2 separate regions of the Homo sapiens genome follow, and region 1 is linked to region 2. The links are chromatin loops, found by intact Hi-C in ENCODE. Cell type or tissue: Calu3. All regions are shown on one strand. Each heading gives the region's core, and the rest is flanking DNA. Links, peaks and the distances in the headings are about the cores only. Region 1 holds the start of LOC105370311 (a long non-coding RNA gene). Region 2 has its middle 41 kb from the start of LINC00410.

Region 1 (16,397 bases), core at 4,275-9,274, 86 kb before region 2:
CCTAACAGGCCCAGTGATGGGGACCCATGCTTTAAATTACAAATTGTCTTAAAGGACTTACTTTGGCTATAGCTCCCTGAAGCAATAATTAACAGACCTCCCATTAATTCTTCTCTATTTGTTGAAAACATTAACTCCTCTTCATTCCTTTCTTTCTACCCATACTCATATCATCATTCTTGATAATATCAACAGGTGGGAAAAATTCAACAAATAATAATATCCAACACTTTTATAGTGCTTATAGACACAGTTCTAAGAAGTTTATATAGTTAAACTCATTTGATTGATACAAAAACCCTGTACAGTAGGATCTATTATCTCCATTATACAAACAAAAGAACTGGGACACAGAGACATTCAGCAACTCACTGGGTTCCTTCAATAACAGGAAAAGGCAGGATTTGAACCCAAGGATCTGGCCCCAGAGTTTGTGCACTTAGACATTAACAACCAGTTGATGGTCACAGCTATTACTATTTGAATATAGTTGTCATACTTGCACACTTAGTCCCTCCAGGCAAAATAACATTTCCTTTTCCTGTATCCTGCAAATTTAAGAATCCTCATATTTTGATTATTTCCATTTTAGATACTCAGTGCTTTCAATCTCCAAAAAATAAACTGTGCTATTTCCAGTGTGATAGAATCAAAGCAAACTAGAATAAGGCAAATTTATCTGCCAATATGGACACTAATAATTACATTTACATAGCCTTAGCTTACATGAAATTTTAACATCCATAGTGAAATAGATGTAGGAATGCAAAGTACAGATTGCATTGAAGATAATATACCAAATTTGAGATATAACTCCCTAAATATTTGTTTAAGCTATGTCATAAATTTGCCTGTGTGATTTTTACTAGCCAGAATAAAGGGGTAATCAAAATATGCTACATCATTCACAGGTTCATAAGATTAAAGCAACTCATTTTCTCAGGGGAGGCACAACCTTCAGTGAAAATGAGATGAGAAAGATGTTTCCCCAATGGTTCCAATTAAGAAAACACTCTGGAATATCATAAACAACCACCTTAACAGCAAAAATGCACAAGCAAAGCACAGAGACTCATGGAGATCGTTTCTTAAAATATCCCCCCAAATATAGGGCAATGGGCTTGCACCAATGTGCAAATGAATAAAGTTCTCTAAGGGACTAATACAGTGTAGTTTTTTAAAATCCTTTTGTTAATTAAATTGGTTTTATTAATTAAATGTATTTACAATTCTCAGGTCATAGTAAAACTCATGTTCATTTTTTTGAATTCAATATACCCTAGATATATTTCTCTCTCCATATATTCATTTCTGAAATCTAGATTTTTGTGTGTTACATGAAAGACTAAAAAAGATTACTTCCAATTTTCAGAAGACAAATAATTTTTGCGAGTCAGATAATGATTCTATTTCATTAAATAGTGGATAAAATAAGAGAGTTAAAGTCATAGTACTATGTTTAAATAACAATGCACTACATTATAATTAAGACACTGGTCAGAGACCAAACTGGCTACGCTTAAACCCAAACTCTGACTGTTAATAGCTGAGTGAGTTTGGGCAGGTTTTCTTCTGTCTGTCCCAATTTCCCCATTTACAAAACTGGGATAATATTAGTACATAATTTTATAGGAGTCATAAAAATTAAATGAGTTATGATATGTAAGGCACTTGGTATAGTAGCTAGCAGAAGGAAAACTCAGTCAATATTAGTTTGCAATGATAATGATGATAATTTTCATGAACAAGTTACCTCGTTTTCCTAAATTTTTCCATTTTCTCATTAGTATAATGGAGATAATACTACTCACATATAGACTTTTTTAAAAAATAAAAATTATAATAAATTACAATATAGAAGATGGCATATTAACAGTGTGTATGTAGTTCACTCCCTGGTACATAAGAAGCTATTATTACTGTTATTGTTATTCATTTTCAACAAATTTTATAGCCTAATATTAACAAAGCACTTCGCTAGTTCTAGAGCAAAGCAGGACATGAATCTTGGAGGATATTTTTTCCAACTGATCTGTGGAGGAGGGCAGATAAGCAGGACTAGCAGAATTCTAGCAGCATGTAAAATATTGGATGCTGGAAATAAACATCTGGGCTTTGCTTCTTATCTGGTCCTCAGGTGATTGCAGCTCAGAGTAAGGAAACATAACATGGTCCTTCCCTAGGGTGTAGAGGCAGCTTTACTCTACAAGTCCAGTCAACTGGCTGTCTTGAGCATGCACGGGATGGTGTGGTCGGTCCACTACCTGTTCTGGTGCGATCAAGGCTCGGGTTCTAATGCAGGGAAGGGAGGGGTAGGTGGGGCAGAGTTCTTTTCTACCAGGACAAGCCATTTGAACAAAGCAGAGTCCTCTTGGACTTGCCTCTGACTGAGTGGCTGGATGATCCAGAACTTCTGTTGACCACATTTACCCAGATTTTAAATCTCATCTGAGGCTCATTTGTGAAACATGAAGGAGTTTAAAAGCAACTGAATGTAGGATGTTGGCACATGCATGCATGCATTTGTGTGTGCCTGTGTGTGTTCATGTACTTTTGAAAATGAAGTGCAGTTGGGAAGAGAATCTGGAGACAAGAGAGGTGGACTCTGGTGTCAGCATCCTACTTACATGCCACGCAGAAGAAATCAGTTTGAGGATGTAGCCTCTTGTTCCCAAGAATAACTGTATTTGGATCATCAGGGGATTCTAATTTTAAAATGACTATGGCCAGGCTCTAACAGTAAAGATTAGGAAGCAGCTTGGTCGTCAAGAGTTTTTTTTTTTTAATTTGTTTTGTTTTCCATGTCTAATATGTAGGCAGTGTTGAAAATCAATGCTTCAGGCAACGAGATGCTGCATAAAGATAATAATTAGGAAGTAACATGATGTAATTTGCCTTTTTAGAAATATCTGTCAGCAGTGTAGATTAGAAGGGGCACAACTGAACACAGCAGAATACAATTTATTAGAAACATCAAGTTGTTAGAAAACAATCTAAAACCAACAACCAGAAAACAGTTAATTGAGAGGAAATATACCTCCCACTCCATTTCTGTGTTATTCTTCATTGACTGGATAAATTGAATTGCTCACATGTCAAAGAAGACAGTTTATTTGTGTTTTGAATTATGTGACTCCTAAGGTCTCAACACACTATGATACACAGTGAATTTTAGTTCCTAGATATAGATATATGTGTGTTTCCTGTTGAACATTAGATGCTACATGTGCATTAAGTTTTATGTACTTAGATTTCCACACAATATATAAAATTATATTTTCATTCTTTTGAAACTGTTTATATGTTTATTAACTAACCACAGGAAACACATTTTTTAAATCACAAGTAGCAAGAAGGATATCTATTTAGATGGAACTTGAACATGATATTGTTGAATTATGGTATATTGAAAGGGTTTGGGAATTATATGGAGAGAAAGTTCCAGCACTAGCTTAATTATGGGAGGGTATTATTTAAAATACCCATTATCTAAAGCCATACCTACTTTGCTACATAAATTAAGTATATACTTATTAACGTTTGGAAAGGGTATCTTTTCTTAATTTTTATTCTTTCCTGACCTAGCATTGAGAACTGAAAATTTACCATTCATTCATTTGGATGAAAGACCTGTTCCAAATTCAATTGAATAAAATGTCAAAAAAGGAAGTGTGTTAGATACTAAAACCCTATTATTAACTGATTATGTATAAAATTACAACTAAAAGCAAGTAGGTCACTTTATGGGTTACACATTCAAGAGCTAAGTTTAAATGCACAAAGGGAAAGGTTAGAGAGGGCTATTAAAATAAACAATAAATAATTGCAGGGAACACCTTGAGAGCAAAGAGAAAGGTGAGGCTAAAAGAGAAAAGGAAATTAAAACCGAATTAAGAGGGTTCTAAAACCAAATGAGAGTTGTGAAGTTTTAGAAGTAGAAAAAACATTAGGGATTTTCTACACAGTTAGTACAATTAGTCGGAATCAGCCGTGGGACTCGGACTTACAGCCTTCTCCATCCAAATTCAAAGGTATTTTCTACTCCTTGTTGCCGCCTTTCCTGTATATAAAATACTTTTTCTTGAAATATATGAACTCTCTCTCCCCTGACCCCCTGGGCTTGTTTCAGGTCAATATTGGTTATAAAGCTTTGAATTTTAGCAGAAAAAAATTTCAGGGCTTCTCTGTCAAATAGATTCATGCCCAAACAACAAAAATGTGATGATCCAGTCTGTATAATAGGAAAAACTATTCTACCTCAAGATTTCCATCTTTGCCTATAAAGTAGGCATTCCCTCCCTTCAGAATTACAGGGTGCTGGTGAGAAGGAGCTTCTCTTTTCAGAGCATCTCACCTCTGTCTGCACATAACTGCTACCATTTAAGAAGTGCTTAAAAATACCAAAGTTGGTTATGCTCCCAAATATTCTGATTTAAGTGTTGAACCACGGTTGAAAACCATTACATGGGTGCACTTGAGAGAACAGATAGATAAGTCCCTCTGTCTATTCACCTGCACACAATCTTCTCTTCCCATCTTGGGCTGAATGATCAAAATCAGCCCTTGTCTATCCTAAGAGCCTCTTATCCTAAGAGAAAAATATTTTGTATAATTGCTAAATAAGAAGTCATTGTGTTTAACAATAGTTCATGTTCTTTAAGTTTTTATATCTAAGTCAAATATAAATGGGATTTCAGTCAGAAATAAGAATATAATCTTTATCTTATATCAAATTTATATATTATTTATACTAACAGAACTTAAAGCCATCTCTTTAAAAAAAAGTGAAAATATATAAATGTAGGACTACAGTAGTATCTATATCTTCTCTCTCTCTATATATATATATATAGAGAGAGAGGAAATGTCTTATTTCTCAATTAATAGCATATAAATGCATATTAGTATATTTAAGTTGTGCCTTCCAAAAACACTTGTTTGCCAAATAATCAAAATGAGCAAGGATATTATAACTAGCAAGAAATTATATAGAGAGCATTCAGAAATGGAAATTTGAATAAACCTATGTGTTGGTTTCCTTAAATAAATCAACAATTCATTTTTAATCATTGTTTGAGTAAGGTAGCCATTAAATTTTCTTAAACTTGACTATATTTATTCAGATTAATTTTACTTTTTCACTTATGTTTCAGTTAAACCCATAAACCATACCCAGAATATTTTATCAACAAGGCATCCTGAATAATTCATACTGGATAATAAAAGGGTAAGTTTATATCTTCATACACACATACACACACACACACAACACAACACAACACACATGCGCGCATAACATACATAGTCTATTCAGTAAATACAGTTTGTAGATTTACGATCAATTTGAATGTGCTTGCATTTCCATGGATACATAGCCATCTATTGTTCTAGAAAAATGGCAAATGATGCATATATGGTACATATAAATGTGTGTGTGCTTATTGCATACATCCAAGCTGTGACTAGCAATGGTTTTAAATGGAGAATAAAGCATGCAAGACTTTAGTTCAGGAATTCTTCTTTATTTTGGAAATAACATTAATAAAAGAAAAGTGTCCTGGTTGTTGTCTTTTTCACTTTTGTAGTCACTGCACACTGACAATTTCGAGTATATGTTTTATCATTCCTACAATATCAGGTCAATCCATGTCTCAACAGTATCTCAACCTTCAATGTCTTGCTGGAGTGCAGTGGCTATTCACAGGTCCAATCATCGCACAGCCTCAAACTCCTGGGCTCAATTTGTCCTCCTGCTTCAGTTCCCTGAGTAGTTGAGACTACAGGCACACGCCATTTCTTGAAGTGGAATGGGTGTGCTCTAGCAAAACAGAGACTGCGATCTTCAACGTCTTCTGTCCTTCGGCTCCAGCAAAGTCTCCCCTCATGTGCTGCCTCCTTCTCTGCTCTTCTTGATTCAATCAAGGACCCAGATTGCTTTCTGCCTTGCCAGTCAAAAGTCCTCAACAAGTGGCCATATGAGCCTACCTTCCACAAATCCACAAATATTATTGATATAGTTTGAATGTCCCCTCCAAATCTCATGTTGAGATGTAATCCCCAGTGTTGGATGTGGGGCCTGGTGGGACGTGTTTTGGTCATGGGGGCAGATTTCTTATAAATGGTTTTGAATCATACCCTTGGTGCTGTCCTTGTGATAGTGAGTAAGTGCTCATGAGATCTGGTTGTTTAAAAGGGTGTGGCGGGAGGGGAACATCACACACTGGGGCCTGTCAGGGGGTGAGGGGGCTATGGGAGGGATAGCATTAGGAGAAATACCTAATGTAGATGACGGGTTGATGGGTGCAGCAAACCACCACGGCACGTGTATACCTATGTAACAAACCTGCACTTTCTGCACATGTACCCCAGAACTTAAAGTATAATTTTAAAAAAGTGTGTGGCATCTTCCCCGTCACTCTCTCTTGCTCCTGCTCTAGCCATGTGACTGCTCCTGCTTCACCATCCAGCACAAGTAAAAACTTCCCGAGGCCTCCCCAGAAACTGAGCAGATGCCAATGCCATGCTTCCTGTATATCCTGCAGAACCATGACCCAATTAAACCCCTTTTCTTCATGAATCACCCAGGCTCAGCTATTTCTTCATAGCAATGCAAGAACGGCTTAATACAATCACCCCACTTTCATTTCATGTGTATATAAACACACACACACACACACACACACTGCATCTTATTTAACAATGAGGCTTTTTTCAACTATCTGTAACAATGTACAAAATATGAAAAATATGTTTCCTAAGGTGGCATTAATCCCAAAATGATAAACTATAGAATATTAATCCCAGTAAATTCCTTGGTGTGGAGGTGTGGAAACAGAGGGTGGGGATGAAGCAACTTTCTTTAAAAGTTTTGGAAGTGTACAATCACAATATATAATAGCATATATCAAGAGTCCTGTATGTTTCATAAATAAATATGTTTAAACTTGTAAATCTAATATATCCTAAAAGGACTCATCCATAAATTTATTTTTGTCATCTAACACTACTAAGATCCTTATAAGAAAAAGTTACACGTGTACTCTTGCTTCAGTTATATAAAATTGTTGCCTTTGACTTCATGTGTTATACCATTTACTATATCCCGCAGCGCATCTGAACTAATTCACAGAGGACCTGGTTGGAGGCCTGGAGAAAATCGGCAGTCTCACATGTAAACTTCCAGTTTATTGGGATGAGCTAAAAGAGTGTATTCTCGACAAAGTCTAGCAGGCTCAGCAATGTGGGTTGCGTGTGGCTTCTCAGGACTCCTAGGTCCTCCTGGGCACACATGCTTTGCTGGTGGCAATGGCACTCCTCCTGTCCAAGGAGTTCTGCCACATCCCCCTCCCGAGAAGGAGCTTGCCTTGCTTCTTTCAACCATGTCACTTGGAACTCCAGCCTTTAGCAAGCCATAGCAACTGGGATCAAAGGATTTAGATATCAGGTACAACTTTTAACTTTACTTCCAGTTATTTCATGCTTCATGGACCACAAATTATGTAACTATGACTAGGAGTCATGCGTGGCCAATCACAATGCAACTACCTTGTGTGTGGAGGACCAGCCTGTGGGCCCGTGCAGCCACACGAGCTATAGTGTGAAGGTCTAGAGAGAAGTGATCACAGCCAGTCTGGGCACGGCCTATGGCACTGTCCACATGAGAATATTCTCTGCAGCTTGAACCCAGTAAAAATATCGTCTCCCCTAATACCCTAATATTATTTTGTTATTGAACACTTTATCACATTTTAGTATAATATTTCCTTCTTCTCTTAGTCCGACAAGGAGCTTAGAGATAGCTTTTATATTCAATTGAAACACTGTATTTTGGGTGCATGATTTTGGGGGAATTTTGTTTGTTTGTTTTTTAACAAGCTACTCAAATCATGTTTATCCAAAATTAAAAGATATAGACTGCTAAGAAAACTGTGAGGTCTATTTTGAAACAGATAAATGAGAATGAAAGAAGTTAGAGTATAAATGTAATTTAAACATACAATATTCAGCAACTATCAGAAAATAAAAATTTATTGAAGAAATTTCCTATTCTTTCTGAATTTCTCATGCTGAGGAAGAATGATTTTTAAAAAAGCTATTTGACTTTTGGAATTTTATCCTCAGGGATAAAACTCAGAACACTACAAAATGATTTATGTATGAGAACATTCATTGTGGCATTTTAAAAATTGAAATAAAGAAGAAATATTAAATCTCTAATATACCTGTAAAATTATTTTTGAGGAATCTTTAGTAAAGTGAGAAAATGCTCACAACCTAGACTTGGATAGGAAGGCAAATTGAAAATAACATGTATAATTAATATAAATACCAATATCTGATGTTTGTGGAGTGCTTACTACATGCCAGACATTGTACTGAGTATTTTTCACTGATTACCAGAAGAAATAATTTATTTTGGAAAATGTAAAATATATGCAAATAAGTGAATGGCACAATCCAAAGTACCCATAATTGTCCACATCGAGAAAAAAAAAAAGACCTATCATGAGCATTGACAAATATACCAGGAACTGTGAGAGGAAATTTAGGTGCATTCACTCAGTTATTCCTCCCAGAAAACCAGTGATGTAGGTTATTTTTGTCATTCATGCTCATTCCACTAGATGACACTGCTATAATAATAATAATAATAGTAGTAGTAGTAGGAGGAGTTATAACATATCTCCCCTCCTTGAAAAATGATACTTTTAATGATAACCCTAAAGAGCATCAGTGAAAATTAAATTTATAATATCCACTTACATATTAAGTATGTTTAAAATGTTGTAATTCTTTTGTAATTGATAATCTATTTGTAGTATCTATAGACCGATGTACCAAGGCAGTAAAACATCACAATTTAACTTTTATACTTTTTTATTTTCTTGGAATACAATGTACATGTCCCCATAGAAATGTTTAAACAGTAGTTAGTGACTGATTTCAGACAAAAAAAAATGCTATTAATTCATTTACTTAGGAGTTCAGAAGAGGTAAGGTATGCTGAGGAACTCTCTCACATTCAAGCACACACACACACACACACACACGCGCACACACACACACCTGTGGAATAAGCATCTCTCACTCCCCTTTATGCTGAATGAACTTGCCAAGGGCTTCCGTTGGTAGTGGCCATTACAGATGTCCTCTTATGCTGGATTTGGAACAGGACATGAGAGGAGAGTCAGGCTTGGACTGGCACAGGAAATGAGGATTCTGCCAAAGTAAGAGGGGATCCGGGTGCCCTCTGAAGAGCTGAGACTCAGTGCCTTGTCAGAAGGGCTTCTCGTGGGCTCAAGGGAGAAAGGGAGAAGGGCTAAGATTTCCATGAGATGGATGAGAGAGGGCCTTCAGATCCCAGGACTCTTAACATGGAGGATGTTCACTAAAGGGTAGGGAAACGGGGCTCTCAAAACACCGGAACCAACTTGTAGCAGCTGCTTGATCTAACATGGAAATAGCAGCTCAGACATTTTCATTGCTAGACATTCTGAAGAAATATGAAATTTTCTGAATATTAAGAGACCCCATCATCACCTCTGTATTCAAAATGTCTTTTCATTTATGCTGTCAGAAGATGATTAGAAATAAAATTTGAAGTGAAACCGTACACAATTTTTACCTAGATTTATCATCCTTCTTTGAAAAATATTCTTGACTATATTCGTTACTCTGAGCCTTTTCAACATTCTGTTTTGTACAATTCAATCATACTATTGAATAATAATGTGATAATATGTGAAATTTACTATTTTTTGGATTATCTATCTAACTTTTTCTACTCTAATGTAATACAATTCTGTTTGGTTATTTAATATCACCACTTGCTCACTCATTACCTGTTCATTGGGATTGTTTACAGGTAATATTTAAGACGTAGAAGCAGAAGACAATGCTACAATGTAGGACAATAAAAATACTATTTCAAATGTGTCATCTCTATACTGGCCCCAAAAGAGGAATGGTACGTTTAACGGAAGAGAATTATATTACAAATCATGCTTAAATAATAAAAGCCATCATTTAAGAAAGAGTCTCCTCCAGAACTGTACTTAAAATAATTTATTTGGGATGCAAAAGTACTTTCAATTGTCTCTATTCATCTTTACGGTCCTACCTTCAAGAGCTAGTTACAAATCTCATTCTGCATTTTGTCAGCTACTTGAACCCAGCTCTCTCATTTATGAACTTGAACTTCAATTCTATATTGTCAGAATAGTGCATTATTACAGTGTTAGGAGTGTATGTCTATTTTAATGGAAACTATATTTATGATTTCAAATGAAATCAATTATAAGTCCAATATAAATCACAAATTGATTAATGTGGTCTCTTGCCAGTTTAAGAGGCTTTTAAAGGCTCTGCTGCAGATGGCTGACTGCAGTGTTTTGATCCGTAGTTTTTTAGAATTTTTGGAACAGTCAAAACTGGGTATTAATGTTCTGTGGCAATGTTTTAGGCATTTTACTAGGTAAAGGATTCAATATCAGGAGGGAATTACATTCTGTTTACTAATTTCTTTTCCTGTAATATTTTAGTAAGGTTATCTTTACTGAAAATATGTCATTTTTATTACTATTACTGCATTACATATTTTCATGAGTGTAACTTAGTTCATGCCCCTTATTTGATTTTTCAAAGAGGAAAGAACAAGCTAGATTTCTTGCTTTACTAGCCATTAATAGAACCTTAAACTTGATCATAAGTAAAAATAGATCATTTTGTTAGAATTAATACAATAATCTCAAAGATATAATTACTATAAGTGGAAATTATAATACTTATTTTATTTTAGCTTAATTAGAATTTATGCCCTTGAAAATAAAATGTGAAAAAGCAATATAAATATATTTTCTCTGAATTTTTCCTTTACAACTATATATATCAATCATTATACATATCATCTATACATACACCTTGATTATTAATGAGTCTAATATTTTTAACTTTAGCTCCTAGAGTCACCCACAGGAAGGAGATCTTGAACCCTTTCAATGATACCCACTTCACTTTTACCATAGTCCTTCACATAGTGATATTTAAGCCTCTCAGTTTCCATAAAGCAGTTGTATAAAGAGATCAGATCTATTTACATGCTATGTCTAGATTGGCCAAATTTTCTCAACTAAAATGTAAAAGAGAGAGAGAGATAGAAAGATGGAAAAAGAGTAAGGGAAGGAAGGAAGGATAAGAGAGAAGGGATGGAAATAGAAAGGAAGGGGGGATAATTTTACACATAACTCGTAGGGTTTTCATGATAATTTAAAAGAATACGAAGAATCATTTATTTTAGAATGCCTTTATTGTTTATAGGATTAAGCATGTTATGTATCAGTTAGGATCTAACCTCTTCCTACAAGGCCGTTTCCTTGAGTAACTATGCACATTTAAGTACCTGATACAGTAGGAACTCAATAAGTAGTAGACACCTCTACCATTACTATTAAAAATGTACTGGTAAAAGTGTTTGAAATGCAGTGTGAATGAAGCTCTAAAATTCTGCTATTGATGTCCTGTGGCCTGGCTTGCCTTATTATATTCCAACCTTTGTTTACTAGTAAATAGATCATCCCAAATCAGTGCAAACATGTACCTTCCTTAGCAGTATTCTAGAACTACCTGAAAAAAATCAGAAAAATATAAAGCTTTGGTTAGATTATTAAGATGAAATAAAACATAGGAAATAATATAGACATTTATAAAATTTTAATTTTTTTTTGTCTCAAAAGCAACTCAAGTAAAATACCTATTTGTGGAAGGACCTGACTGACCGTGGTTAGTTTGACCAATGATGGTAATTACTTTACAGTGCATAGTTATTCAAGGAAAGAGCCTGGAGAAAGAGGTTAGATCTCAACTGATACACAATAGGCTTAATCTGATCAGCAATATAGAATTTTTTTAAGACCCTGATCCCTCTTAAATCTGGAGTTAGAGTATTACTTCCTCATTATAGCTGACCTGACCAAAAATTACTACTCAAATCAATTAGTGAAAATATTTTTGACAGATATTGTGAAATTTCATTATACTGGGGAATGGAGGAGGAGGGAGAATGACTTCACTTGGAGGAATAAAAGTACTGTCCTTCACAACGTCCAGAAGCACAGTTCTCCTTCTCTCCCAAATGAACTAGCGTTGGTTATTGGGATCATTCACTTGAACCGTAGCTGAGGTTCCTCCCTGGGATTTCAAGACATGTAAGTATCTTATATGTGAAGCAAGAATTCCGGTACAGTTACTTAGATACTGTTAATCACTATAATATCTTTCATCTTGCAGCCTTATCTGGATAGATATGCAACCGTTTGCATTTTCAATGAACTTCCAATTTCTAGTGATTTGGCACAACAGGAATTGATTATAAACTGAACAGGATAAAATGGCTGCCTACCTAATTATGGAGATTCCAAAAGTTCTGTATTTTAATTGTCATAATAGGCAAGAATTCAGAAGAAACTGTCATCTTGTAAGTTAGGTAACAGGATATTAGATACAGTTGTCCCGTATTGCTTCTTGAAACCCTTGAGGCCTAATTTAGATATCTGACTCCCTGACACAGAGAACATGATGTGTAGAAGAAAGTTTAAACATCAAATTCTTTAGATTGGTTAAGACCACATACACAGAAAATATTAAGTAACGTGGTGAACTGAAAAATATATTCTGGGGCTAATCTAAGAGGCTGTGGAGTAAGGACATCTTGGTAACTAAGTCTATTTCTAATTTGGCAGTTCTAAGTTTAAGCGAGTACTAGGAATACTGGGGGATAAATGAGGACCATTTGTTCCTGAGAGCACTGCCCTGTGGTCAACCAGTCTGTGTTCACAATGTTTATTGTATTACACCAAGACCTGTAAGGTGTACCTGCCTAAAATAAGATGGCTCCCAGTAGATGCAATGAATATCTGCAGCCATCTGTATATAAGCCTGGCCACAGAAGGAAGACTTTGAGCTTTCTCAAAAGATCTGATATGGTTGTCGTTCACTTAGACTTATCATTTGCAATTGTGTGTTTACTTCTGAGGGCTTTATAGGGTGCCTATGAATTTAATCCTCTGTCTATCACTTAAAATAGTGTGGATTTTCCTGCTTTATATCCCAACTAGCTGGCTTCTTCTTGCATCCTTTAAATAAGCAAACATACTTGATTTACCTCAGTCATGCATGTCTGGTCTCCGTCAGTGTAAAGCTCTTATTTACATTAGTAGAATACCTTGATACTAAGGTCTTATTATTTCAGTTGATTCACTCAACTCCTAGAAATGGAACAAAATATCTGTTTTGATTCCCATTTTAGATTGAGGAAACTCTGCCATAGTTGATTAAGAAAATTATCTGAAGTCTTCATGCAGGTAAGAGACAGATTAGAGATGTAAGAGAATGTGTTATAATTCAACTCCAGCACATTTTTTATTATATCTCATTGTCATACAACATAACTTCCAAATTTAGAATTTAGTTTATGGCATTGTTATAAAGATCACAAGAACTGATACACATGAAAGTGGTTTTTGCACATAAGACTATTCAAGACTCTGGTTCATAGAAAGTCTCTTGCCCTTGCCTCCAGCCCCTAATAAATAGTTTTGCGATAAAATAAAAAAAAAAAAACTTCCTATTAAGGTCAACGTTATTATTTTCAAAATATCGAAATTAAAATATGACAATGACCTTTAATCTAAATAATTATGTGGTGTGGCCGGGTACGGTGGCTCACGCCTGTAATTCCAACACTTTGGGAGGCCAAGGCAGGTGGATCACTTGAGGTCAGGAGTTTGAGACAGGCCTGGCTAACATGGAGAAACCCTGTCTCTACCGAAAACACAAAAAAGCCAGGCATGGTGGTGTGTGCCTGTAGTAGTAGCTACTTGGGAGGCTGAGGCTGGAGAATCACCTGAACCTGGGAGGCAGAGGTTGCAGTGAGCCGAGATTGCACCACTGCAGTCCAAACTGGGTGACAGAGTGAGACTCTGTCTCAATAAATAAATAAATAAGTAAATAAATAAATAAATAAATAAATAAATAAAATAAAAATATATATGTATGTGGCGGGACCTGGGCAATGGGTGTTTTGAGAGAAGTACATATAATTGAAGAAAACAGGAAAACAAGATAATGATGATATAATAAATATTAATTTTGGCTTAAGACCAGTACATTTAAAGGTAAAATTGAATAAGGCAAAAATAAATTCTATCAAAAATAAGCTTATCCTGGAAAGTCCTGTTTAGAAAGAGCCAGCTGATCTGGATTAATCTAATAAATGCTGAATCCAAAGAAATGTACCTGAATACAGAATTGTGTAGATTGAGAACTAAGGAAAATATACTATCTTCTTTCAGAAAACCTTCTGAATAAATATTCCCAAGAAAAGTTACTTGAGTCTATCCTTTTCTATTGGCTATCTTTAAAGCACCCTTTCCCAAGTCAAGGTAATAAATAAAAACTGTGCTTATATTACTATTAATTTGGCTTCTTGTATTTTAAAACCTTTATTTCATTCAGTAAATCTAAATGTGATTTTTATTCTTGAGTGATGTATTAAAATCGTACCTTGGCACTGCATGTCTCCATAACTACATGCATAAATAAGGAAACATTAGTTGATCTCAACCTCGAAGTCGATGTATCCCTGCACTTCAAAATTTGAAAACTGATACATTTCTCATTGTATGTGCCAGCTTGAGACAGATTTTCCATTAGATAAAGCTGCATATAGCCTAGTTGGTCTACAGTTTTTTCCCAAATGAATAATCATTATGTCCCAAAGCAAGTGGTGCAGTCTAGACAGGAAGAGGCAAGTACCTGGAACTGTGAACCGGCTCTAGGTAGAAAGAGTCAATGACACCTGATGAGTTGAAGTAAAACTCAGTAGGAAGAATACAGACAACAGATGGTAATGCAGGAAAACATTTGGCCTCCTGACTGCCCAACACAATGTAATGAAGGTGCCTCTACAGGCAGTACTCTGAAACTCAGTGGAGCAGATGATAAATCTGTCACAATTTTCCATCCCAGTTACAGAGCCAGCATTCAGGAAGAATTAGCCAATTCTTAGAAGGAGAGACAAATAAGAGCAAAACAGAAATCCAGCCTTAGAAGACTCTGGTACTAATTAGATAGCAAAAGCAGGAGTTTGGACACTCAAAATAACGGAAAGAGGATGTGGAAGGAGAACTTAGTCCGAGTAAAGGTCACAAGAGATGTAAAACTGGAGACAGAGTTGGAATTAGTGTAGTGGAAAGACTAACTTACTCCTGAGTCTCCTGATTGTTGGAGCATCTTAAATCCCTCTTAACTAAAGTCAGGCTTGGTCCTAAGCCTGGAACAAGACATGGGAATTATGTTGATGAAGTAATGTGTCTCTCAATAGAAAGAACATGAATATATTTGGCAACTGAGGAGCCAGTAGGTCCTAAAATGATGACATAGTCATTTGGATTAACTCCTGATTTCTTAATAGCCACTTGACTTTAACAAGTATAAACTGGGAACTTACTCCAGCTCTTAGGTAAGTGAGTTTTGCTTGGCTAGACTTTTCACAAGCATGTTTAGTTAATATTAACAGTATTACAACTTAATGTCGCAGCTGATCTCTAGAAGTCATTGGTCTAGAGAAATCTTAAAATTTAAAAAGGAAATTGAATCCTGAAAGAGGTGCTCAAGAGAAAATGAGGAATAATATATAAATGAGGACACACATCATTTCTTCAATTTTTCCTACATTTGTTGAGTTCCTACCTAACATAGCAGGATCGAGCAACTAAAATCACTAACACAAAAGTTTTTTTTTTTAATGTCTATATTTGGAATACCTTCATCAGAGGCCACCAACCTATAAGAAAGATAAGACAAAGTGAAAATCATTGTTTAAAAAAATGTTTAACTTAATCTCTTTTGTATTAGTATTCAAACCATTTAAAATTCAAGTTCTTATCAGGGTTGTTTCTCCCTAACTTTTCTTACTCCCTAATATGGCATCTAATTTCAAGAAGAAAATGTGGTCACAGTTCATTTTCTGAGTGTAAGTCTCTGGCTTTGCTCATCCTGTGTACCTGGTGTGGCCTCCTGCTGATGAATTTAGAGGCTGTTGAAAGATGTGGGATGTTGTCTTAGCACTGGCAGTCTGTGATTTTATTAGCTCCCAGGATCACAGTTGTTTTCCCTAATTCATTGTCTCCATTTCTTTATTAGCAGAAAATGTACTTCTCTGACTCTTGGGCACAATCTGCATGGTTCCTCAGTTAAAATGTCTAATTTCCTACTCCACCTTCAGGGTTACCTTGCCCCCTTGAAAGTGCAGCTTAGTGGGAGGCATAAAAGCTCTTGTCTCAGCTACATTTTTGCTCCCTCAGTGGTGTTACTGAATAACTTACAGATTGACTGTGTAT
Region 2 (16,397 bases), core at 6,603-11,602:
TGTCTTGATCCAGAAGACGCCTTAGTGTGTCATTGGCTGAAAGGAGTTGGGTGTATGTGGTACTTTTATACTTCTTGATTACCCAGATATAAATGTACAGAGCCAAAAATTCAATGAGGATAAAGAAAAGTATCAGTGGAATACTAATCCAGACAGGCATCGTCTTACAACTGGTGTGTTGCAATCTTCCTCCTGCCATAAAACTGGTACTTTTAGCCTCTTTCTTATTATTAAAATATATAGCTTTCATGCTATATTGGAAGTCTTCCAAAGAAAGTAGGGATTTATTCTAATCTAATCTCTAGTCAAATTTATTAAACCAAGGATTCTGTAAAATGTTTAAAGTTTTAATCCATCCCAAACTTATTTTTCCCTAAACTGTGGCACTCAATGCCGTATGACTTTTCAGGGTCTCCTACAGAATATACTCCTGCCTCATTTGTACTGGGTTTAATTTACCTAAATTTCATTTATTCATCGATCACTCTTTCCAGTGATTGAAAGTATTGAATTTATTCTATATCCTTCCATTAAAATGGAAGATCAATAAATTTAAAAGGGTCGTCAACTTTGCTCCATTTTATAATCCTAGTAAACAGAACAATACCTAGGATACAATAGCTGTTTGGTAAATATTTATTAAGAAAACATATATATATATAAAATAGTTAAAAATAAATTAGTTTTAAAAAATGATGAATTAAATTCTTACATATGCTTGTGTGTGTTCCTTGATCTTTCTATTCTCTTCCATAATGTACCAGCTACATACTAAATACGATGTATAAATTTTTAAAATGAGCAAATAACATCTCTGGGCCTCAGGGAGATTGTAATTTAGTTACTCATTATAATTAATATTCAGATGAATTTTTACACATTTTTAAACATTGCTTAGTTTAGTTCATGGCAATTTACCTATGAATAAATAAATAATAAATATGATTTCTACCTTATAGCTAATATGTGCTTGCTTTCTTAGAAAATCTGTAAACACCTTGGATATTTTATCATTAGCTGATTTTAAAGTAAAATAAGATTCCTGGTTTTGATGCACAGTGACAATACGAATGCCAAGAAAAAGACATAGACTACCTGAGGTGGAAGAATAAAGATACAATGTGTTTCCTTACTAAAGAACAAAGCGCAGGGTCAAGTACTGATCTCAGAATGAAATCCTTACCAGGCATCCAACTAAAGTCTGAGCAAAATTAGAGAGAAAATCAATATTTCACCACTGAGTATTTTTAGAGTTTAAAATTATAGGACACAGAAGACTCTGACAGAGAGCAAGTGAATGGTGCACAGTGTGTGTGTCTGAAATGTCTAAAAATGCTTCACTTGACAAAGCTTTGGAAGGGGTTATCCAGAGTAGCCAGCTTTGATCACTGTTTTTAACTTGTCTTTTCTTTAGATTTGAACACAGAGACAAAATGTTGTGTCTTTTGAAGGCAACATCTACTAAAATTTATGCACTTGCATTAGACCCAATTTTTAAAAAAATTTTAATTCTATGCACTGTCTGTTCATTGTCAAATAATTTTAAAAATGCAAACTTGTTCAAAGAAGAAGTTATCCATTATTTGAATAATTAGAAACAAGCACAGGTAATATAATGGGTAAACTCATTGATTCAGGGGTGTTATTTCACAAAACGGACTGAAGATCTTGAATTTACTGACATCATAAATACAATTTCAGGCTGTAATTTTGAATGGCATTGTAGTATTTTATTAAATGGAGTGGGCTATAATTTATTTCAACAATTCCCAGCAATTCAATGGGACATCGAGTAGATGTCCAGTGTAGTGCTTTCATAAGCTACCTTGTGATAAATGTCCTTGTAGTAATTTTTTGAAATTTATTTTCTTACAATCTTAAATTCTAATCAAAGAGAGGCTAGAAGTAGAGTTACTGATATTTATGATCAAATCATCATCAGAGAAGTTAAAATTATTTATTTCCTCATCTGTACCAAGAGGCACCATTATATTATCATTTGCATTTTTTACTATTTGGGCTACACATGTTTATACTACTGGCCAATTATTATTTATACTTTTATGAGTTGTCCGTATCTATGATGATAACCTTTATTATTGGTTCCACATATTTGCCCCCTTTTTTATATATGGATTCTACAACTACACCTAATACCATATGATTTTTTAAAGCCTTCTGCAGAAATTGTATACATCTCTGCCTTGATGGCATTGAGAATAGTTTATCCCCTCTTACGTGAAAAGACATAATGTTGTTCATGTATGAGTAGAAAGTTAGAAAGCCATGGCATAAAACCACAAATACTCTTGCTCTATTTTTTCTGTGAAAACAATGGCACATCCCAAATGGAAGTTGCTTCTACAGTCTGAATCCCTGGGTAAAATAACATGGAACAGACCTGTATCAGCCCACAGAGACCTGAAGTTCCACTGTAAAACATTATGGTAAGCCATAACATTAGCTACTGCAGCAAAGCTGATTAACACGATGTTCATTGATAAATTTTCAGTTGGAGATTTCTCTTTGTTTTACTATTATTAATAAATATTAAGACTAATACCTCATCATTTATTATAAATCTTGCAAAAATTTCCAACTGTATAATCCATATTTTGAATATTATTGTGTTTAATTTCCATACATATAAGTTTAACTTTTATGTAGTCAAATCATATCATCACTTTTCTTAATTGTCTTTTAATTTCAGTATTATCTTTAGAAATGCCTTCTACTCTCCAAGTTTATATAATCCTTGGACTCTTTGCTAGTTATTTTAGGATTTAATTTTTTATATTTAAATTGTTGGTTCACATGGAATACTATGCAGCCATAAAAAATGATGCGTTCATGTCCTTTGTAGGGACATGGATGAAGCTGGAAACCATCATTCTCAGCAAACTATCGCAAGGACAAAAAACCAAACACCGCATGCTCTCACTCAAAGGTGGGAATTGAACAATGAGAACACTTGGACACAGGAAGGGGAACATCATACACTGGGGCCTGTTGTGCGGTGGGGGGAGCGGGGAGGGATAGCATTAGGAGATATACCTAATGTAAATAATGAGTTAATGGGTGCAGCACACCAACATGGCACGTGTATACCTATGTAACAAACCTGCACGTTGTGCACATGTACCCTAAAACTTAAAGTATAATAAAAAAATTGTTGGTTCATTAAAAATTTAGGTTGCTTTTTAAGACCGTTCCCATACTTGTTTCCAAATGATCATTCAACAATCCAAATTTCACTTTTTAAAAAGTCAGCTTATTTTAACTGATATTTTATTTTTAAATAATATTCTGAAATACTCATTTTGTTTTCTAGATAATATTTTTACACATTGACAGGTCTCCATTTTTTACCCTATTGTCCTTATTTAGTATCAACTATATGTAAATTAGTATAGATATTAGGAACATAAGTTGGAAAATAGACTCCACTTTCAGGGAGATGTTAATGTGGTTGATAATGGCAACAGTTAATGTTATTTAATTTATAATTTTAAATCACACCTACATGAACCAATCTTAATTTAATTCACAGTTTGTCATAAATAGTTTAGAAATAAAACCATAAAAATATTATTTTAATTATGCCACACATAATTAAAAATTGATGATTATATCTTAAATTTTATAGGCGTTATAAAGCTAACTAAATTATTTGTTGGACATCACCTCATTTGATGTTTATGACCAGTGTGATAGATAGAAAACCGAAATGATTAAAGCAAATCAGTGTACCAAAACTAAGTAGCCAGGCTGAAATGAAAACAAATGCTCTTCAGCTTGAAATTCTATTCTCTTTCCGGTATATCATGTCATTTGTTATTTAACTGATACTTCTCTGGGAAAATTTATTCTGAGTTTCAGATGGAGATGCCCAAAACACCTCACTCTTCAAATTGGTGGTATATAAGACAGGATATGTTATGGTATGTAGCAACTTCAAAACCTTGGCATTTTATGACAAGTTTTTTGCATCTATCTACCTGCCTATCTGCCTACCAGCCTCACACTGTATATCCTTTACATGTTATCTACATTAAGAAAATTTAAATGGGCCAGGTGCAGCAGCTCACTCCTGTAATCCCAGTACTTCGGGAGGGCCAAGGTGGGCAGATTGCTTGAGCTCGGGAGTTCAAGACCAGCCTGAGCAACATGGCAAAACCCCGTCTGTACAAAAACTACACAAAAAACTATCTGAGCATGGTGGTGCGTGCCTGTAGTTCCAGCCACACTGGGATATGGGTAGCTGACATGGGAGAAACACTTGAGCCCAGGATTGAGACTGCAGTGAGCCATGACTGCACCACTGCAGTCCGGTCTGGGTGACAGAGTGATACCTCCTCTCAAAAAAAAAAAAGAAAAAAAAAGAAAAAAAGATTTAAGTGTATAATTTTCTAACATAATATGACTCTAACATATAACCAACAAATAATAAAAGGAAAAGTGAATAACTGCAAGTACAGTGGATAAGTGGATGGGAAACAATGAACAGTATTTACTTCCATCTGGCAGGTATTTGATTCTATTGCACATGAAGAAATAGAAATATCTTCAAATTCTTCCCACAGGCTTCTCCATGAATGGTAACACAGGCACACCTTGTTTTATGGCACTTTGCTTTATTGTGCTTTGCAGATATTACGTTTTATACAAATTTAAAGTTTGTGGCAACCCTGCATTAAGCAAGTCTATGAGTGCCATATTTCCAACAATAGTTCTCCAACTTTGTGTCTCTGTATCACATTTTGGTAATTCTCACAATATTTCAAACTCATTGTTGTTATATCTGTTATGGTGATCTGTGATCAGTGGTCTTTGATGTTACTATTGTAATTGATTTGAGGCACCACAAACTGTTTCCATATGAGACTGCAAACTTAATCAGTACTTGTTATGTGTGTTCTGACTGCTCCACCAACCGGTTGTTCCCCCATCTCTCTCCTTCTCCTCGGGCCTCCCTGTTCCCTAAGACACAACAATATTGAAATTAGGCCAATTAATAATCCTATGATGTCTCCAAGAATTCAAGTGAAAGGAAGAGTTACACATACTTCACTTGAAATCAAAAGCTAGAAATGACTAAGAGTGGTGAGGAAGGCAGTTTGAAAACTGAGGTAGGCCAAAAGCTAGGCTTCTTGTACCAAGCAGTTAGCCAAGTTGTGAATGCAAAGAAAACATTTTTGATGAATATTAAAAATTCTACTCCAGGGAACATATGAATGATAAGGAAGCAAAACAGCCTTATTGTTGATACGGAGAAAATTTGAGTGATTGGGATAAAAGATCAAACCAGTTGTAACATTCCCTTCAGGCAAAGCTAAATCCACAGCCAAGCCCTAACTCTCCTCAATTATATGAAGACTGAGAGAGGTGAGGAAGGTGCAGAAGAAAATTATGAAGCTAACAGAGATTGGTTTGTGAGGTCTAAGGAAAGAATGTGTCTCCATAACCTAAGAGTTCAAGGTGAAGCAGCAAGTGCTGTTGGAGAAGCTGTAGCAAGTTATCCAGAAGATCTAGCTAAGACAATTGACGGCTACACTAACATCAGATTTTCAATGTAGATAAAACAGCATTCTGTTGGAAAAAGATGCCATTGAGGACTTTCATAGCTAGAAAGGAGAAGTCAATGCCTGGCTTCAAAGCTTCAAAGCTCAGGCTGACTCTCTTGTTAGGGTTTAGTGCAGTTAAACCTTTAAGTTGAAGTCAATGCCCATTTACCATTCTGAAAATCCTAGAGCCCTTAAGAATTAGGCTAAACTACTTCGCCTATGCTCTGTAAATGGAACAACAAAGCATGGATGACAACATATCTGTTTATAGTATGGTTTACCGACTATCTTAAACCTACTGTTGAAAGCTGTTGCTTAGAAAAAAAGATTTATTTCAAAATATTACTGTTCATTGACAAAGCACCTGGTAAACCAGGAACTCTGATGGCAACACACAAGGAGATCAATGCTGTTTATCAAGTCTCCTAACACAACATTCATTCTGCAGCCCGTGGATCCAGGAGTAATTTTGACTTTCAAGTCTTATTATTTGAAAAATACATTTCATAAGGTTATAGCTGCCATAGATAGTGACGGATCTGGGAAAAATATTTTTTTCTTTCTGGAAAAGATTCACCATTCTAGATGTGATGAAGAACAGTCATGATTCATGGAAGGAGGTCAAAATAGCAACATGAGCAGCAGTTTGGAAAAAGTTGATTCCAACCCTTATAGGTGACTTTGAGGAGTTCAAGACCTCAGTGGAGGGAGTCACTGCAGATGTGGTGGAGATAGCAAAAGAAATAGAATTATAAGTGGAGCCTGAAGCTGTGACAAAACTGCAGCAATTTCATGATAAAACTTTAATGAATGAGTAGTTTCTTCTGATAGATGAGCAAAGAAATGTGTTTCTTGAGATAGAATCTACTCCTGGTGAAGATGCTATATGCATTGTTAAAATGACAACTAAGAATTTAGGATATTACATAAACCTAGTTGATAAGACAGCAGCAGGGTTTGAGAGAACTGACTCCAATTTTTAAAGCAGTTCTGCTGTGAGTAAAAAGCTATCAAACAGCATTATATGCTATATACGAATCCTTCATGAGAGGAAGAATCAATAAATGCAGCAAACTTCATTGTTGTCTTATATTAAGAAATTACCACAATCATCACCCTGGTCAGTCAGCAATCATCAACACTGATGCAAGACCCTACACCAGCAAAAGATTACAATTCACTTAAGGCCCAGATGATTGTTTGCATTTTTCATCAATAACATTTTAAATTATGTTATGTACATTTCTTATTTAGAGATAATGCTATTACACACTGAATAGACTACAGTATAGTAAAAACATAACTTTTTTTTCTTTTTTTTTTTTGAGACAGAGTCTCGCACTGTCGCCCAGGCTGGAGTGCAATGGCGTGATCTCGGCTCACTGCAACCTCCGCCTCCTGGGTTCAAGCAATTCTTCTGCCTCAGCCTCCCAAGTAGCTGGGATTACAGGCACCCAACACCATGCCCAGCTAATTTTTTGTATTTTTAGTAGAGATGGGGTTTCATTGTGTTGGCCAAGCTGGTCTCGACCTCCTGACCTCGTGATCTGCCTGCCTCAGCCTCCCAATGTGCTGGGATTACAGGCATGAGCCACCACGCCCGACCCCAAAACATAACTTTTATACGCACTGGAAAACCAAACAATTCATATGACTCTCTTTGTTGTGGTATTCATTTTCTTGTGGTGGTCTGGAATGGAACCCACAATATCTTTGAAGTATGCTTGTATATTCCTTGACTACTATGAGATACCCAGCTACTCAAAAAGTACCTTAGCTATGCGATTGAAGATCTATATGACCAGTTTTACACTGGAATGTCCCTGACTCCTTTTAGAAATAAACACTGTGGGCCAGGCATGGTGGCTCAGGCCTGTAATCCCAGCACTTTAGGAGGCTGAGGCAGGAGGATTGCTTGAGGCCAGGAGTTCCAGGCCAGCCTAAGCAACATAAAAAATCCCTGTCTCTACAAAAAAACAATTAAAAATTATCCAGTGTAGTGGTGTGTGCCTATAGTCCCAGCTACTCAGTAGGCTAAGATGGGAGGATCCCTTGAGTCCAGGAGTTCGAGGCTGCAGTGAGCCATGATTGCACAGCTACACTCCAGCCTGGACAACAGAGTGAGACCCTGTCTCTTAAAAAAGAAAGAAGTGAACATTATGTTTTGTTGGTCTCACACCTGATTGCTATAGTTCTGTGCAACCTACCAGGTATCATAGGAAAATTCTGTTCTAGACTTTGCCTCAAAGAGGCAGCGCCTCTTCGTGAATATGTAGATGAAATAGTAGTGCTGTTGTTTCATGGTTCACCAATCTACTTGATGTGAAAAGATGAGGTGGGCTTGCTATGTGAGTTACCACATGGTAAAGCAAATCACACTGTGACAATGTGTATAAAGGTGGGACCCTTGAAGGCATAGGGAAAGGTGACCCCCACAGCTCAGCAAGCAAGGAACTACTCTGTGGGTTGTGAAAGGGAGTGAAAAGAAGAAAAGTTTGTTATCGTCATTTATCTCCCTGATGCCTTATACTTAGACATTTAGCCCATATCCTAAACTGATTAGAAATACGATCACTTTATTACATAATCATGAATATTACACGGTGATTGGCTCCATGTGTCTTGGTTATTTCCAACAGCACCATTTTTGCATGTTCAAAACATCAGCTAAAATCCCTGTTGGCCCGTAAGTTTTCTTCCTCAGCTTTGAGAGCGTGAATGTTCCCTGGAACAAATCATGAGATCACAGCCTAGGAACAAAGAAGCACAAAAAGGGCACGATGTACAACAATTACCACTCCCTTCCTAGTTTCCCCAACTGTTATGTTCACAATGCTCAGCCAACCACTAACAAGAAAGGAAAACCGTGGTACAGGAAGATAGAGTTTCTTCCTTTCTTTAGCGAGAAAATGACAGTTTCATTGACCTAAAATCACCTGCCAGCACATCTTGGACTTACTTCAGGGTCCTGAAGGTGGAAAGATTCAGAAGCAGTGCTAGTTCTTCATTTCTCTGAATAGAAATAAAAACACTCCAATTTTAGAAGATGAGAGGAGAGTAATACAGGAAACAATCTACTGTGTCTATTACCCAAGAAACACCTGACTCTGTCTCAGAAATAAAGTCACTGAAGTAAAGAGTTCTGTCACTATATTTTTTAAAAGATTGATTCCAATGTGAATTTTCTTCTTGTTCTTATCCTTTTATCTCTAGCATCATCTTCTAAAATGAGAGGCTCTTTTGACTCATAGTAAGTTAATAAGCTCTGTCTTGTGAGTCCATCTTATTTGCCACATTAATGCTCTTCATATTCATAAAAGGAAGTCAGTGAAAAGTATTCTTCTAGTCTCATATAAACAGAAGTGAGTCATGACCTCATATACTGAAGTATGAAATATGCAGAGCAAATTGCACTATGATAGTAATTTGGCTGAATTAACTTTGTTATTCTTTTTTTCTTGAGTTAATGACCATAAAGAGCTTGTCTGCAATAGTGATTGTTTCATATAAACATTAGATAGAAAAGTGTTCAGTAATGTTTTAAATGAACTTATAGATGTATATGACTACCATGTCCCAACATGAACATATTTCCATAGAAGTATATTTCAGACAATGTTATAAGATAAAGCTAATGGGAAGATATCATTTGCAGTTCAGAGAATCCATAATGGATATTGAAGAAATATATTTTGAACATATTGAAATTTCCTCTAAAGATACAATTTGTAGTAATTCAGCTAAAACACAATAATTAAAACTCTACGTGTTGGAGGGTGCTAGCTGATTATAAAACTAATTCCCTCTTCTTCCTGGGCCACAGCTAGATTAACTTTCCCCAGCTCACTTGAAATTAGATGTGGGCATGTGACTGACTTCTAATGGAGTGTGAGTAGAAATGGTGCATGCTTGCTCCCAGACTGGCCACAGAAATTTCCTGTGTGTTTATACTCTTCTTTCTGTTGCTTCTGAGAAGTGCAGAACCAGAAATTGAAGGAGCAGAGACATTGAATTACCATCAGGCTGGGGGCATGAAAATAAAGCAATGTCTTTTAGGATCCATGGCAAAAACCAGAGACTCCTCTAATATTTCTGTATGGAAAGAGATTTATTACAAGGAAGGTGATGCGTACAAACTAGTTAGAAGGATTGGGTGAACAGAAGTCATGGGGCTTCTATTAGATTTCAAGCTATACTACTGCCATTGTGAGAGATCAGAAAACTTCTGCTGCCACCCAGAGGTGAAAAAGCCTCCTGACATAGCTGCCAACTCCCCAAATGCCCACAGCCCCAAAGCCTGAAACCAGGCAGCAGAACACTGAACTCTACAATAGCAAAAATCAGTGTCTGCAGAAGTCTACTTACCAACTGCCACCACTGAGGGAGAAGAAAACACCTTTGCATCCTTTCACCTTACAAATCCTCCATAAGTACATCTCAGTGCAAAATCTAAATCAAACTTGAAACCTGCCAGTCAGGGAGTCAGAATCCGGGAAATACAGTTCCAAGGTTAGAACTGTAGAGAATGTTTCTCTTTATTGCAGAGGATAGATGCCAAAGCAAGTTGCTTGCACCAGTGACTACTTAGGCAGTAAATGTCAATATGTTATTTTGCTGTGGAAGAATATGATGTGCCAGTCATAGATATATAACAAACCCCGAGACTTTCATAAATAATTAGTAAGATTTAGGGGAGGAAAGGAGCTAAGGCTCTGCTTTTATTCAAGTGGGAGGCAATGAGCCAATATTATAAAGATGTTTGTTTGAATGAGACTATTCTTTTTTAGTCACATAAACACAAAACCTGGGGAGACTTTGATTACACACAGTGGGTTACAATGGACGCAGCTCCGTTCCTGTCTTTTCTGTGACTCAATGTTGAACACACACCTCTCTGTTACACATTTGGTACTAAGTCCTGATGGGATGAGTTTGTCTAGAGCAACGGTATTTAACCTTTCTTAGATGCTTGCTGGAAAGCTGGACAAATTCCTCTAGCTTCTGAAGAGAAAATATTAGTTTCCAGTGAGCTTAGGGAAAAGGCCCAGCAGAAGCTGCTGTGGAATAATAATGTCCATTTGAGTATATGAAAGAAGAAACAGACACGAAGTTCTAGAGAGCAGGCAAAGGCTGCAACCACTAATAATCAGTATTTCTTCTGTGTCCCCTATTCTTCTGAAAGGGCTTTCTTGTTCTGATTTAAAAGTCAGGCCAATAGTTTTCTTTGACATGGCATTTAGTGTGAGTAGTAATTCTCCTATTCAGTTTTACTATCTTTGAGGTAGTTACTCTTATATCTTCATTTTACAAGTGAGAAAACGGGCTTAGAAAGGTTAAATAGCTTGTCCAAGTACTCTATTTATGTGAGCTACAAATTACATTCTTCCTAGAAGTATAGAACTGAATTTATAAGCTCTTCCAACTCAGAAATTATAGAAAAGTATACTTAATGCCAGTATAATTTTTCTACAAAGTTTATCTAGCTATATCAAAGGATTATAACCTGCATTGATTTATTATTATATGATGATCAAACTTTATCAAGTTGAAATATGTAGAAAATAAAATTATTTCACAACTCCAATCTCGAAGTAAAAATCACTCAACAGTTTGAAATACAGAGGTAAATATGTATGTTTTAATTAACAGAATACTGAATATACACAGTTATGCCGCATTTCTCCTTTTGAAAAACAATCTCCTTTTGAACTGAATTGTTTCTTTTTTTCACTATCACAAATAATTTTGCAATTGGTTTTGAATTTTTTTCTAAGAAATCAGTTTATGCATAAAATAGTCATTGCCTTTTATGTTTAATATTTAATTATGATATATGCAAAAATAGGTAACTTTCTTACCCAAACTTCAGTAACAGGAGCAACATATTTGTAATTTAGTAACCAGACATTTGCCTGCATATAACCAGTAAGTTATCTCTTTTCCTGTTTGCCCCGAGAATACTCACCAGCAGCACATGCAGCTGCAGCATTTACCCCGAGATAACCTTACCACAAAATCTCTCGCTTTTATTATGATTTCCACATCTCTCTAGTATATTGACTTTGAAAACAAAAGACATTATTCTATTGGTAGCATTCTGGTTTTAGTAGTAGTGTTTCCATTTACAAAGTATGGTAATTCTCAACCGCTGAAAATGGCAAATCCTAGAAAACATAGCATTCTTGCGCATGATGTTAACATTGTTCTCGAACAGTTGTTGGTCGAAGATTTATTGGATGAATCCATTTTTTCCAAAATAGACTATTAAAGAGCATGTTTATGTAAAATTAAATGAGCTCTGGCAGCGGGCTGCACTGTCTTTTTCTAAACGGGAACATAAACTACAAAGTGCTATTTACCTTAATGACTCAGATAAGGCAAAAATCCCGGGGATGAACTACAGAAAAAGAGAAGGATTAAAAGTGAGAGAACTGAGGAAGTCATCTGTGTGCCTGATTACTTCTATGTCTTTACTCGACCAAATCCTTTCATTCAATTTGTTAGAAATATGATTTTAATTATTGCTCCTACTGAAAATAAACTTGTCTAATTACTTGAATAATTGTATAAATGTACCTATATGCATAAGTAGCAACATTATCATGGTCAATTTGTCCTATCTGGCAACAGTCAAACACATTTTCATGAATTAAATTTCTATAATAATTGCAGATACAGAAGAAAACATAGATCCAGTAAAATAGATCAATTAGGTGAAAAAATTTTCCAGAATAGACTAATGATAATATGATACTATGTATTATTTACTCCCAGAGAATTTTTCTATATCAATATTTTTATTACATCTAACAGATAATACAAGTTTCTGTCTTCTTCAGAGAATCATTTCCAGACCCTGTGCATACCCACAAGGTGCACAAATCTTAATAATTGCATGACTGAAGGCACACTGGCGTGAATTTGACAAATCTGTGAATTGTCAGAAGAAGCAGGACAGTTATGAGAGAGAGCATATGAGGATAAGCAAATACACAGTTGGATAGAAAAATGGTTAGATGATTAGATTAGATACATAGATAATAGATAGATGGATAGATAGGATAAATATATGGTATTTGAAATTGAATATTTGTATATTTCACACACTGTCATAAGGGCTTTGTGTAAATTACGCTTCTTAGCCTTTACGGTAATCCTATGAAGTGGGCATCTTAAATGAGATGTAATATTTGAGACTTTAAGCTGAATTGCAGATGATCTCACACTCAATAAATGACACATTCAGGATTCAAATGAATTTGAAAGCATAGACTCTCACTTATTCATGCAATACAATCCAGTCACCATTATGTGCCAGCACCATTCTAGGCATCACTGATAAAGTGGGAAATAAAACAGACCAAGTTTCTGCCATCCTATTTCTTATACTGTACTGAGGAGAAGAGACAAAAAATATATAAGTACATAATATATTAGGAGCTAATGGACATTGTGAAAAAAGTAAAATCAAAGTGAAGGAAAAGATCGAGTCAGGGAGTCTAAACACTGTTTTTTATAGGAAAGAAGATGTTTGAGCAGAGACCTGAATGGAGCCCAGCACTGCCATCAGGCTATCTGGATGAAGGACATTTCTTGCAAAAGAAAAAGCTCAAATATTCCCAGGTGGGTGTTTGCTGGATGTGTGAGAACAGTTGCAAGGAGATCAGCATTTGCTAAAGACGAATGAGTTGGGGTTGTTGCAGGAGGTGGTGAAGCAGCAAAGATATTAGGGAAAGACCACACAGATTTTCATTTGGGATTTTAGTCTAAGTGATATGGGGAGCCATTTGAGAACTATGGTGAAGAAGACGGCAGAGTCTACTACAGTGCTAATAGGCTAACTCTGGCTTCCATGGGGAGAGTTGTCAGTAGGGAGGAAAAAGAAGAGACCAATTAGGAGGGTGATTCTCAACCCCAAAAATCCAGTGCTTTTTTTAAATTAACAAACATAAATGCCCTTTTTTTAATCATTTTAAATAAATCTGAACTACCTACACAAATGATTACCAAAGTAAATCAAAATTTAACCTAGGCATGGTGGCTTACATCTGTAATCCCAACACCTTGGGAGGCCAAGATGGATCACTTGAGGCCAGAAATTCAAGACCACTCCTACCAATATAGTGAGAGTGTCTCTCTAAAAATTAAAAAAAAAATTATCAAAAATTGAAATTCCTATTTATAATACAAATGAGCAATAAATGAAAAACAATTTATTTTAAAAACCATTTATTTTGACATATGTCTTTTTCTGCAAAAAATACATTAAAAAACAGTAATGAGTGATCAGATTTTGACACTCATGTGTATGTGTACCAAAATTATGAAAGCTAAAAGAGCTGACCAATCCAGATGTCTTATACTGGCAACTCAAGGACAAAAAAACTGCATGGCCAATAATAATGTCATCGTCTGAAGTGATGAAAATAATCCTAGTAAAGTTTCAAACAACACTTAAACTTTTAATTTACACAGCAGTTATATTCCTGAAAAATCCTACGTATTTTAGCGGGGGAAACATGGGGCCAAGCTACTTTATGTTTGTAAGTAAAATAGAATGAGATTCTAGGCTCAGACATGACCAAGAATGCGAGGCACTTAAAAGTCAAGCAGAGTGAAGGATAATTATTTATTCTGGTGTACTTTCCTGTGCATCACTAGCCCCCACTGCTCGGTAAAGGATTAATATCTTCTTCAACCCCTCTAATCAATGAATACAGCCCCATAGGTTTTGAAAGTGCTTCCAGAAGAAGGTGTTACCCATTTTAGAATGACTGAGTCAGGAGACTAAAGCAAAGGACAAGTGAAAAGGGAATCACACTGAAGGTGGTGATCAGTGGCAGATTCAGGATATGAAGTCAGAATTTACCGGATTTGCCAGTGATTGGATGGGGGATGTGAAGGAAAGAATGGCATCAAGGATGATTCCACGTATTCCAGTTTGAGAAACTTGGAGGAAGGAGGTGCTATACAGAGACAAAAGCTTATGACTACGCTATATCACTCTCCATGTGTGATAATTATGAGGCTATTGGGAAGACCCCTTCTGACCATAGTACTTTCTCACCAGCTACCCCTAATGCCTGGAAATGGTAGAAATCTGGCTAATTATGACAAATGCTTTTGACTATAGAGTAAATTAGATTAAAATTTTCCACCAGAATATTCCTTTAATATTCAGTTGAAGCAAGGACATTGAGGGAAAATTTTAATAGGAAAGAAAAAAGTTCCGAATATGTATTTCCACATGAAAACTGATCTGGTTAGAGCAAAGGACTGATAATAAGCATAGAAAATCGGCCTGAAAATGTGAAAAGGAATTTAGAAAGGATAAGTAGATGAAAAGTAATGATAAACTTTGCCTGCTTCATTATTTTGCCTATGACAGGTCATCATCAATTATGTACCCATGGCCATTCTGACAAACGACAGGTAAGTTTCACTAAGCACCAACCCATCTGCAGGGTAAGAAAAATAACTAAGTTAACTTCAAATTAAGAAAATAGGAAAAAGTGTCTCAGTTTTCCCAAGAAGCCTAATAGATGGGGCTACCACCCACCTCTTATGGATAGTGGGAAGTCTGTTGTAAATCATGACTCAGTTGCTTATGAGCTCACTGTCTCTTTTCCCTTTAGGTGAAAGGAGGTTACTAAACACTTTCCTTGACCTGCCCATCCTCCTGCCCTAGGACCAAGCCACAAGCATATTAGAAAACAGAAAACAAGCCGAGGAAAGTCTTTCTGGGTTTTTAGCATGTGCTTCCCTCTGAAATTATATTTTTCAAATATAAATTTAGAATAAGAGAAAATAATGGAAGTCCATGTTTTAATTGCAATGTTGTCTCAATCCATTCCCCTACAGAATACACTCAAGTAATCCATGGTATTTCATGGTATTTTTTCTCACTTGAAAACAAAATCTGCTTTCCTTTCACCTTCACTGGGTGAGTGTGATCAACATAACAATATTGGTTGTAAAAGGGGATCCCTTGATGGTGAGGCAACCCCAGAGCTTGAAGCAGCTGCAACGAAAAACAGGAAAAGGTATGATATTATCCTCTGTCAAACAGAAAAAAAAATGTGTGATTTTGCAGTTTATATCCTGTGCTACTCTTTGACAAGCATGATGTTGAACTGCATTAAATATTAATTTGTATAACGCTGAAGTCATATAAAACTAGGCATAAAACACAGCAGGGGAAATTGCATTTTCTTACAGTTAAGACTATTGTTACAGTCTTCTGGTACCTCCTGCTGTCATCCTACTTAGTAGATTGATGTTTATTTTGCCAGCACACATCGACTGCCATCAATAGCACTGCTAACTTGTCTACTGTTATGTTGTCCTCAGAAGCAGTAAATCTTGCCAACTGCAAAAGGGTCTTTAGATTCAAGAGACTACTCATAATCTCTTGACATGAATTTAATCAAAATTCAGAAATGCCACATGAATGTTTGCTTCTAGCAAATAGTTTATTTTAAGCCTAGGCAGAGCTTTGGTTTTGATCTACAGCGCATTTCATGATGTAAGGCCAGGGATAACTTAACTCCAAAGTGTCATGCTCCTTTGATTTCAGATTTGCCATCTGTACAAATAAATGCCTCAGTCCTCTCTTAAGCCTTACTAAAGAAAGGTATGGGCCAAATAGGCCCATTCCCCCTTACCCTACTCATTCCCAGCTTACTCTTTAATCTTCTTGTTCTTGTCACAAGTCATGAAACTATTATTTTGATTTCTTTTTTTTTCCAGAACACCTACAACATTGTTCTACAAAACCTGCAAGTCATGAACACATATTATTTAAAGGCAATTTCTTCCTTCCTTTTACATTTG

Evidence for each region. Peaks named below come from ENCODE experiments on the same cell type or tissue, not always from the same donor. Only the 100,000 strongest peaks of a DNase experiment are listed, where the experiment ranks them.
Region 1: it touches region 2 in a loop (7-fold over the local background); 6 of 110 quality-filtered maps call a loop at or near these places.

The regions. Positions count from the first base shown.
Region 1 is chr13:90,875,153-90,891,549 of GRCh38, forward strand. LOC105370311 (a long non-coding RNA gene) reads left to right here and starts at 5,163. Exons shown (of 6, transcript XR_931637.2): 1 at 5,163-5,227; 2 at 7,109-7,444; 3 at 9,866-9,967; 4 at 12,014-12,203; 5 at 13,304-13,358. LINC00410 (long intergenic non-protein coding RNA 410) reads right to left here. Exons shown (of 6, transcript NR_027039.1): 6 at 15,802-16,397. In Calu3, for the core only: no CTCF peak of the experiment used is centred there; no DNase peak of the experiment used is centred there.
Region 2 is chr13:90,958,909-90,975,305 of GRCh38, forward strand. No RefSeq gene overlaps it. Among named protein-coding and RNA genes, the nearest start is that of LINC00410, 41 kb to the left of the region's middle. In Calu3, for the core only: no CTCF peak of the experiment used is centred there; no DNase peak of the experiment used is centred there.